Regions from separate parts of the Mus musculus genome. Here region 1 is linked to region 2. Evidence: chromatin loops called from intact Hi-C (ENCODE). Cell type or tissue: left cerebral cortex. All regions are shown on one strand. Each heading gives the region's core, and the rest is flanking DNA. Links, peaks and the distances in the headings are about the cores only.

Region 1 (4,395 bases), core at 142-4,141, 370 kb after region 2:
AAAACCATGCCAAGCTATTTTAGACAACCGGAAGCTATACTGTTTGGTATTTTAAGCAAAATCCCCCCCCCCCCCCAAATCTGTTCAGGGCTCAGCCTAGAGACAGGTATGTCCTTCAAATTGCAACAAGATATGAAGATAAAGACACACATGCTATACGAAACACAGGTTAAAAAACAGTGACATTATATGTAATCTAGCTTAAGGCAATTTTCCAGATGAGTGTTTCTATTAAGTACACAGAATGACCTCTGAAAATTCTGGAAAGGAGGCAGGAAGCCAAGAGAACCCGAACAATCAGCTTCTCACTCCAACTGTTACAGAAGCATTTGCCTGAAAAGTCCCTTCAGACCCTCCCTGGCCATGGTGTGTCAGCTTACAGTGGCTGCCTGTAGAAAAATCTCCCCACCAGGAAGGCTGAATGATGGAGGTGTTTGGACTCATGGGTTTATGCACTGCAGTTATACAAAGACATTTTAGCCCAAGATTTATCAACTATTGTCTGTTTGAGACACATACGTGTACATCTAAGCAGAACCGTAGATTTTTTTTCTACATGTCCTTGTGTGCATGGGCGCTTGCACACGTGTAGACATGTATGTGCTTACATGAGGAGGTTGGAGATCTTTGGGGTTTGTTAAGCAGGAGCTGTTCACTTTATTATTTGAGACAGGGTCTCCCACTGGGACGAGGGTTTGCACGCTAGGCGAGGCTGGCTGGTCAGGGAGCCCTAGGGATCTCCGGGATTATGATGGTGTGAATCACCACACTTAGCTTTTAACATGGGTGCTGGGATCCTCATACTTGCATGGTAAGCACTTATTGATTAAGCTGTCACTTCAGCTTCCCGTGTGCACACAAACTTAAGGGTTACTGATGTATAATTTATATGCGTAAAGCGTGCTGAGTTTTGGTGTATAATTCAGTGAATTTTGACAAATGGATAGTAATGTGATGCCTACCATAATTAGGAAAGAAAACATTTCCATTATACCTTTAAGAAAATACATCTCAAACCCTTTTATAGTCACCTACTCTTTCACCTTCCAGTCTCCATACCACCAATGGGTGTGTTATACTGTCATCTTACGTTTATTCTTTCCAGAAAGTCATTGACATGGAAGAACATGAAGTATAGCCTTTCGAGTCTGGGTTCTTCATTTTCCTTTTAAGGATAGACAGTGGGTTAAAATTATACCAGGGCTTTATCAGAGCTCTGGAGGTGTCCTTCATTTTCTATTACTATCCTTGGGGCTGCATAAGGGGCCTGTGGCTTGGAGCTGCCATCAAGGGAAGGTACCTCCAAAGTGTGAAAGTTTCCTGGCACCTAGCTATGCAAAGGCTTTTCTTCAACTCCGTACTTTGTGCCTTGAGCATCTCTCACTCAAGTGAGACTTGATGCTAACTCATGACACATGGAGTGCCTCTGAGTACAGGATTCAGAGTCGTGCAAAGCTGATTTGACTCTTCTGATGATTCTAACGGTATGGCTGTAGGCAGGTGCCTTTCACTCCTGAGACTCAATGTCATTTTCTGTATGATAATTCTGCATGACCACCCAGATAGGAGTCTTTTTGGGTGAATTAAATGATGCTAAGAATATAAACTCCGGTATGCGCTCTGCCCTTCACAAACAGTTACCTCTGTTTCTTTCGATTTAGGTTGAGGGTAGTCATTGTGTTGATAAGGTAAAAGGATAACTGGCCCTGGAAGTTACATTTCTCTCGATGTTAGCTGGTGCAAGCAGTTTCTCTTTGAGCAGGAACATTTTGGCCTGAAAGAGTTGCAAGAACATTCTCTCTCTGTCCTTGCATCCGAGATTGGGTCTTTAGACTTGATACTTCCTGTGCTTCGGTGGATGAATAAAGCCAACAAGGAAAGTAGAAATTGAGCCCATTGCCATTTTCTTTTTAACTTAGCTGGAAGCCGGCTTCATCACGCTCTGTGGATAAGTTTAAAATAGATGTGTCTGTTTTCCACTGGCTTCTCTGTACTCAACAGGGACATTGGTCTTCAGAACAGGGATGGGTTTTATTTTGCATGTCACTTTTAGTTATGTTTGAATGTGTTAAGTTACTAAGCATGGTGGAATGCTTTGTCTTTTTAAGTTGTGAGCTCTGCAGAGGGAAAGCTCTACAAGAGAGAGACAGGGGACAGTGTGCAGCTCCCTCCAGGATGACATAGTTAGGGTCTGAGTCTGAGCCGTTCCTCATCTCAAACAGATGTCATATCATGAAGCATCATTAGCCTCCTGTGTTCCTGAATATCCCATAGCAACAAAGGGGTGAATTGCAACATACCAGAAAATAAAACGCAAGCACATTTCTAAGGCATAGTCCCAACGAGTAAAACAGACCAGCTGGCTTGGCTCATGGGTAAGGCATGCTATTTAAGTTGTCAGCTCGTTGCCAGGCCCCACATTGGTAGCATGGGATGTACCCGTTTGTCTCTGAAATTTGCATCTGTTCTTGGAGCTCATTCAAGGGAAACCACCCTTGGAGTCAAGGTCCATGGTGGAGAAAGATGATCTTCGGTGCATCAGAAGAGTTTTTTTTTTTTTTTTTTTTCATAGGTTGTCACCCCAGGGTTTCTTAGAGTCAGGAGTTCCACTACAAGGATGATTTCCCAGACCTTGACTCACATTAGAATTACTAAAGTAAGACCTGTGTGATCGAGAAGTTTCAGATGGCTTGGATCTCAGCGAATGTGAAGGTGGCAGAGGATATGGCAAAAGGAATTAGATTCCTGTGTCCACCCAGGAAACGTATGGTGACTCCAAATATCTTTGTTTTCTCCCTCCCTCCCTCCCTCCCTCCCTCCCTCCCTCCCTCCCTCCCTCCCTCCCTCCCTCTCTCTTTTCCTTTCTTTTCCTTTCTTTTTTCCTTTCCTTTCCTTTCCTTTCCTTTCCTTTCCTTTCCTTTCCTTTCCTTTCCTTTCCTTTCCTTTCCTTTCCTTTCCTTTCCTCTCCTCTCCTCTCCTCTCCTCTCCTCTCCTCTCCTCTCCTCTCCTCTCCTCTCCTCTCCTCTCCTCTCCTCTCCTCTCCTCTCCTCTCCTTTCCTTCCTTCTTTTTAAAATTCCCACTTTAACTTTCTTGGAAATAATAAGCAAACATTAGGCATATGACTTTGACTGCATGTCCATGGTGCACTGTGAAATGCTCAATGCTTTTAAGCTTATTAACATGCCCATTGTCCCGTATAAAGACTAAATTTATTTCCTTTTACTTGGCTTCTGTCAACCAACTGCATTGCTTTTGAAATGTAGGCAATAATTCTCTTGATGCATTTTTAGGACTGGAGATTAAACTCGTGGCCTTAAGCATGCTAGGCAGCAAAACCTCTACAATTGTGATGTGCCACCAACCTTCGATAATGTTTTTATATAGCTATTATTGGTACTTACTCTAACTTTCACTAGAGTGACTATTATCAGCTATCATTTTATTTTAAGGATAGAAACAACTTCTTTAAGTGGAGTTCTGCTGATTCTGTTAACCAAGCCTGATTAATTCAATGGTGCTATGTCTGAATACCTGGTAAGACAGCTTAAGGGAGAAAAAGTTATTTTGTTCACAGTTTGAGATGATATAGTCCAATATGACAGGAAAGGCATGGTGGGGTGGCTCTGTGATAGCCTTAGTGTCTGACCATAATTATCTTGCATCTCACTAGGCCAAGAAGCAGAGAGAAATCTTTAGAAAATGGGTTCCAGCCTCCCCTACTACTGTTTCTGTTGTTTGATAACATACTATGACCAAAACCAACTTGAGTTTACTCAGTTTATTTCAGCTTATGATGATAGACAGTCATTGAGGGTAACCTAAGCAGACATGCAAGACAGGTGCTTGAGGTAGAATTCATGAAGAAACATTGCTTACTGGCTCATTCTCACTTTAATGCTCACCCAGCCTTCTTACATATGCCAGGGCTCACTAACTAGGGATGGTGTTGCCCATGGTGGGCAGATCCTTCCTACATCAATAAACAATCAAGAAAATGCTCCCACAGATATGCCACAGGCCAATCTGATGTAAGTAATACCCCAGTTAGTATTCCCTCAGATAACTCTAGACTGTGTCAATTTGAAAGCTGAAGCTAACTAGGAGAACCTCTAAGGCCTGCCCCATAGTGACCCACTTTCTCCGCTATGCCCCACTTGCCAAAGGTTTCATAACCTTCTGATACAATGCCAGTATCTGGGGACCAAGTATTCAAACACACGAGCCTGTAGGGAACATTTTACATTCAAACCATAACGAATGGCTTGGCACAGCTGCATGCTTTTTCTCCCTCAGTTCAGTGGTGCCAATTTCACTATTTTATTCTTATTAGTATTTCTTTTAACTTCTTCCTCATGACCCAAACCTTTTCTTCTCTACTTCATGTCCCACTTGTG
Region 2 (4,395 bases), core at 83-4,082:
CCTAAGGGAGGGCCTCAAGGAGGGAAGGGAGTCTTGTACCCAACAGGCATTCTAGAAACCTTTGGAAGAGTCTGATACAAAGATTGGGGTATCCTAGTTTTTTTGGGTCTCGTAGAGCCCTGAAATCTTGAAGAATCAACCATCCTGTGTCTTAAGAATCTGAGCTGCCTGGAGGTACTTGCTCGGCACAGGATACCATTTCCAATTTACATAAAAACATACAGTGACTAAGCATAGCTCACAGCACAGTCAATTTCCTATAAACGGCGACTTAGAAATTAAAGTCAATTAGGTTTTTTTTTTTTTTTTTTGAGACAGAATCTTAGACTTGTCTCAAACTCACAAGTCTATTCCCGCTTCCCAAGTTCCGGGTTGGCAGACATGCGTAGCTATGCCCATCAAGGCCTCAGTACTGATGCCTACTGTTTGAGAAAAACTCCTAACTGTCAAAGAACACTTGTGACCACCTGCACTGTGGGTGTGCGAGGCACTGACCTAGATGCACTTGGCTTTATTGATGTCCGCTCATGCATCTGGCAGAGCATGCACATATGAAATCCATATTTCATTATAAATTACCCTCATTTTATTGTTCCTTTACATTATAGTTGAGGGTTATATTGATTTTTTTTAAATCAATAACCTACCTACTTTCAAGGTAGGTTCATGCTGTAGGTTTTTTCCCCCTTTAGCTTTTAAATCACAAATTTCAGATATCCACATATTAAAAGAATTGTTTTCTGAAAACCATGATATCCAAATGTGCTCACCACTGCTGTCTGTTGTTGGTTTCTACTTCTGTTCCTGAAATACGGTTTCAGGTCTGAGGAACTTGGCTTTCACCAACAACATGGATGCTTGTCAGGGTATAATCTTTTAGAATACAAACCACGAGCTGTGAATCAACCCTTGCTTGCTTGTTTGTCTCAGGGCACAAAGTTTGGGGCACTTGTTTTTCTGTTGTTGTTGTTGTTGTTGTTTGTTTGTTTTTCAGGGTTCCTCTCTCTTACGGTGTCTGTTCTCTGTTGGACTGTGTTAAAATACTGGGGTCCCAGGTATCAACTTACAGGTAGAACCTTCCATGATCTAGCCCCCACCTGCATCTCCATCAATCTCCGCCCCTGTCCTTGATGTAGTTGACCGCATTGAGAGGGGGACTGTGAATCCTCTTGTAGTATCCTTTCCAGCTCTCCCTGTTAAAGTTCAAACGATTTCTCGAAAGGGTTGGGACTGTAGCTGAGTGGAAGGGTGATAGCTTAACACAAGAAAGCCCCTTGGTTCAGTTCCCAGCACCACAAATCATTCCAGGCCATTATTCAATTACCGCGTCCTCACCTCTGCCATGCCTGTGCAAAGCCTCTAATTGGCAGCGATGCCTTTCTGTGTGGGGCACACTTTGCCCATAGCTTATCATGACACATTTAGGGGCTGACCTCAAGCCATTTCTGTGTGCATGTCTTCCTTCTAGACCGGACCAGAAGGTCTTTGAAGGATAAACGTCGGTCACCTTCCACCCCTTGTGCTTAGCGTCATCCCTCCACACAGTGAGCCTCACTCAACACTTCCTGCGTTTGACTGATGGTTTAAAATAGAGGCAAAAGTAATAGAAGATGACCACAGAGTCTGATTCATGTCTTTTCAAAAGGCCAGGCTTGTTTAAACCCATAGCAGGTACTATCCATCAAAGAAATGTTCCACTCACCAGTTCTGACTTAGAGAAATGTAGAAGCTATCAAAGAGAATTGATCAGCTTATGAAATATTTGTGGCCCTGTTCGTCTATGAGGACAAAACACAATCAATACCATTATTAGAAAGAAGCAAAGGATTATAAAACAGATATATAGGTTTGGGATTAAAATATTTTCAGAGGATATTCTTGACACATCAACCTCCCAAGAGTGAGGGGCCTTTTGTAATTCATCCTCAAAACCCCCTTTGCATATTCTGAGATTGTGGGCACATCACAGGTACTCAGTTTTGTTCTGGATTGAAGGATGTGTACACAGGAGCCACATTTTATTAGTTTATATTGAGTAGTACAGAGAAAAGAAATGTTTTTCCCTGTCCTGGGTTTTGCAGTAAAAGCATTTAATAGGTTCAGAGAAATTACACTTGTGCACAGACCAGAACCATTTGCAATCTGATGACCACACAAAGTGCAGCTGGGCACACTCAGGGCTTCAGAGCCTGTCCCCAGGTCAGGGCCCTTTGTGAACACAGCCAGGCTTCACTGGCATCGATAGTCAGCATCTCAGATCACTAATGCTAGCATCTGCTGGGAATTCAAAAGGACTTGTGACGCGTGTTTTGGCTCCCACGAGAGGAGAGTGCTTTCCTATCAATGAAAAGCTTCTTTCGTTTTTCTCATAAATCAGAGGAAGATGGGTTGATGAGATGTTTGTAGACCAATGAACTATCCAAAGAGACATTATTTCCAAGAGCCCTCCTTCGCTATGAAGCTTCGCCCACATCGTCTGCCGATTTAGCAGAAGAACCCAAACACAAGTGCTTCGTCCTGTCAGCCAATGGGAAGTGTAGGCCAAGTCAGCACATGCACACTGAAGCATCAACCAAGAGCCCAGTGTCTCAAACTGCCTCTCAATTAAATTTTGCTCAAAACAAAAAGGGACTCAAATGTTTCTTTTGTAATAGGCCATGCCAGAAAACATGGCTTATGATAGGCATCCACCCATGCTTATTTTCTGGATTAAATGGAAATTAGAAAAATATGGATGTAGAAACTACTGTTGACAAACCACCCAGTCATTAAAATGTCTCTATTCTCTAGAAATCCAAAGTTTTGCCCTTGCTGTTGAAGACTGTTTGAGCACTCTACATGTCAAGTTATAGAGTATCGCCTGGTTCTCACTGGCCCTTCTCAAAGACTTTGTGCAATGTCAAGAAGCGTCGGTTCTTGGCAATGACATTATATTTTCCCATTTGAAACAATAAAGCTTTATTTTTGACTTCTAAGTCCACATATTTTCTAGAAGTAAACTCACTTCCAAACTTTTGTTTTGGCTTGGAGATGGGAATCGCATGTTGCTCCGTCTGCTTCAAACTCCAGGGCTCAAGTAATGTCCTCCTGTGCCTTCCTGCCTGACACCTGGGCCTACCGCACCCGAAGGGCTTTGTTATTTTGTATATTTGCCGGTATTTCCTCTTCATTGCAAGAAGATGGAGGACAAAGCAAGACCCTTTCTCAAGGAGCAGAAGCTACACAAGGCAGGTGGGTTGCTGGCCGAGAAGCTGCTGTTGAGAACAGTAACCACTGCGTGCGTGTGTGCGTGCGTGCGTGCGTGCGTGTGTGCGTGCGTGCGTGGCTGCTTCTCCTCGGACTGGAAAAGCCAGGGCTTCACCTGTTAGACTCTGCAAATGCGTGAAGTGTACTTACATTTTTAAAATCGTTGACTTCAATTGCTTCTTCCGCTCCGCTTCCCATTTTAAAGGTCTCCAAGTTGTTCACAGCATCTATTTCCATTGACCCATCTTGTAGTTTCCCATTGATACTCATACTGTAATGAACATTGTAAATCTAGAGGAGAACAAGAGTCTTTGGTACCTTCTTCCTTTCAGCAATTTGGGGCTTATCTTTAGGTCCACAATATGTGAGGATGATCCCATCTTTTTCATAGATACAGAAAAATAGCATTAATAGGAATACTTTCATTTGAGGAATCTATCCATATACCAGTCAGCTAGTACAATGATTTCTGGTGTGTGTGTGTGTGTGTGTGTGTGTGTGTGTGTGTGTGTGTGTGTGTCTATGTAAGCCAGAGGTTAATGTCAGCTCTCTTCCTTCATTGTTAACCACCTTACTTTTTTGAGACACTGTGTCTCACTGAACCTAGATGGACCAATTCAACTAGACTGGCTGGCCCCTGAAAGCCTGTCTTGTACTCCCCCGTAATAGGATTACAATGTGGCTTCAGTACCTGAAGTTTGCATGGCGAGTACTTTAGCAAGGGAGCCATCTCCTTAGCCTGATTGTTTTAAAATACTAAGTAAAATATTCAGTAGTGCTTGATAGCTACTTAAAGAGCTCAAGGACTTGGATCTCGGCTACCCATCAGAAGCAACTAGGGACCATATCTGGACCAATTAAAGCTCAACTGTGAAGTTGAGTTTTCTAAAGTTTAATTCTATTTGTAGCTGGACTGAGAACCACCCACAGATAGATGGAAAGGCATTTGGCTGAAACACTGGCATCTTTGCTTAAAGGCTGATTTTTGAAATTCATCAGTCAAGGTGACGTGTGGGGTAGCATACGGTAAGGATTACAGACAGGGCTGGGGTCTGTCTTATACGTGACAGCACTCGGGAGGCAGAAGCAGGCAGATCTCTGTGAGGTCAAGGCTAACCTGGTCTACATAACAAACTCCAGGAGAGCAAG

Evidence for each region. Hi-C counts contacts between places; a loop is a spot of excess contacts. Peaks named below come from ENCODE experiments on the same cell type or tissue, not always from the same donor. Only the 100,000 strongest peaks of a DNase experiment are listed, where the experiment ranks them.
Region 1: it touches region 2 in a loop (1.9-fold over the local background); 1 of 42 quality-filtered maps calls a loop at or near these places.

What each region holds. Positions count from the first base shown.
Region 1 is chr14:80,023,896-80,028,290 of GRCm38, forward strand. No RefSeq gene overlaps it. Among named protein-coding and RNA genes, the nearest start is that of Olfm4, 26 kb to the left of the region's middle. In left cerebral cortex, for the core only: no CTCF peak of the experiment used is centred there; DNase peaks (open chromatin) are centred at 2,046, 2,357 and 4,089.
Region 2 is chr14:79,653,193-79,657,587 of GRCm38, forward strand. Cnmd (chondromodulin) reads right to left here. Exons shown (of 7, transcript NM_010701.3): 3 at 3,397-3,537. Among named protein-coding and RNA genes, the nearest start is that of Cnmd, 6.8 kb to the right of the region's middle. In left cerebral cortex, for the core only: no CTCF peak of the experiment used is centred there; a DNase peak (open chromatin) is centred at 2,288.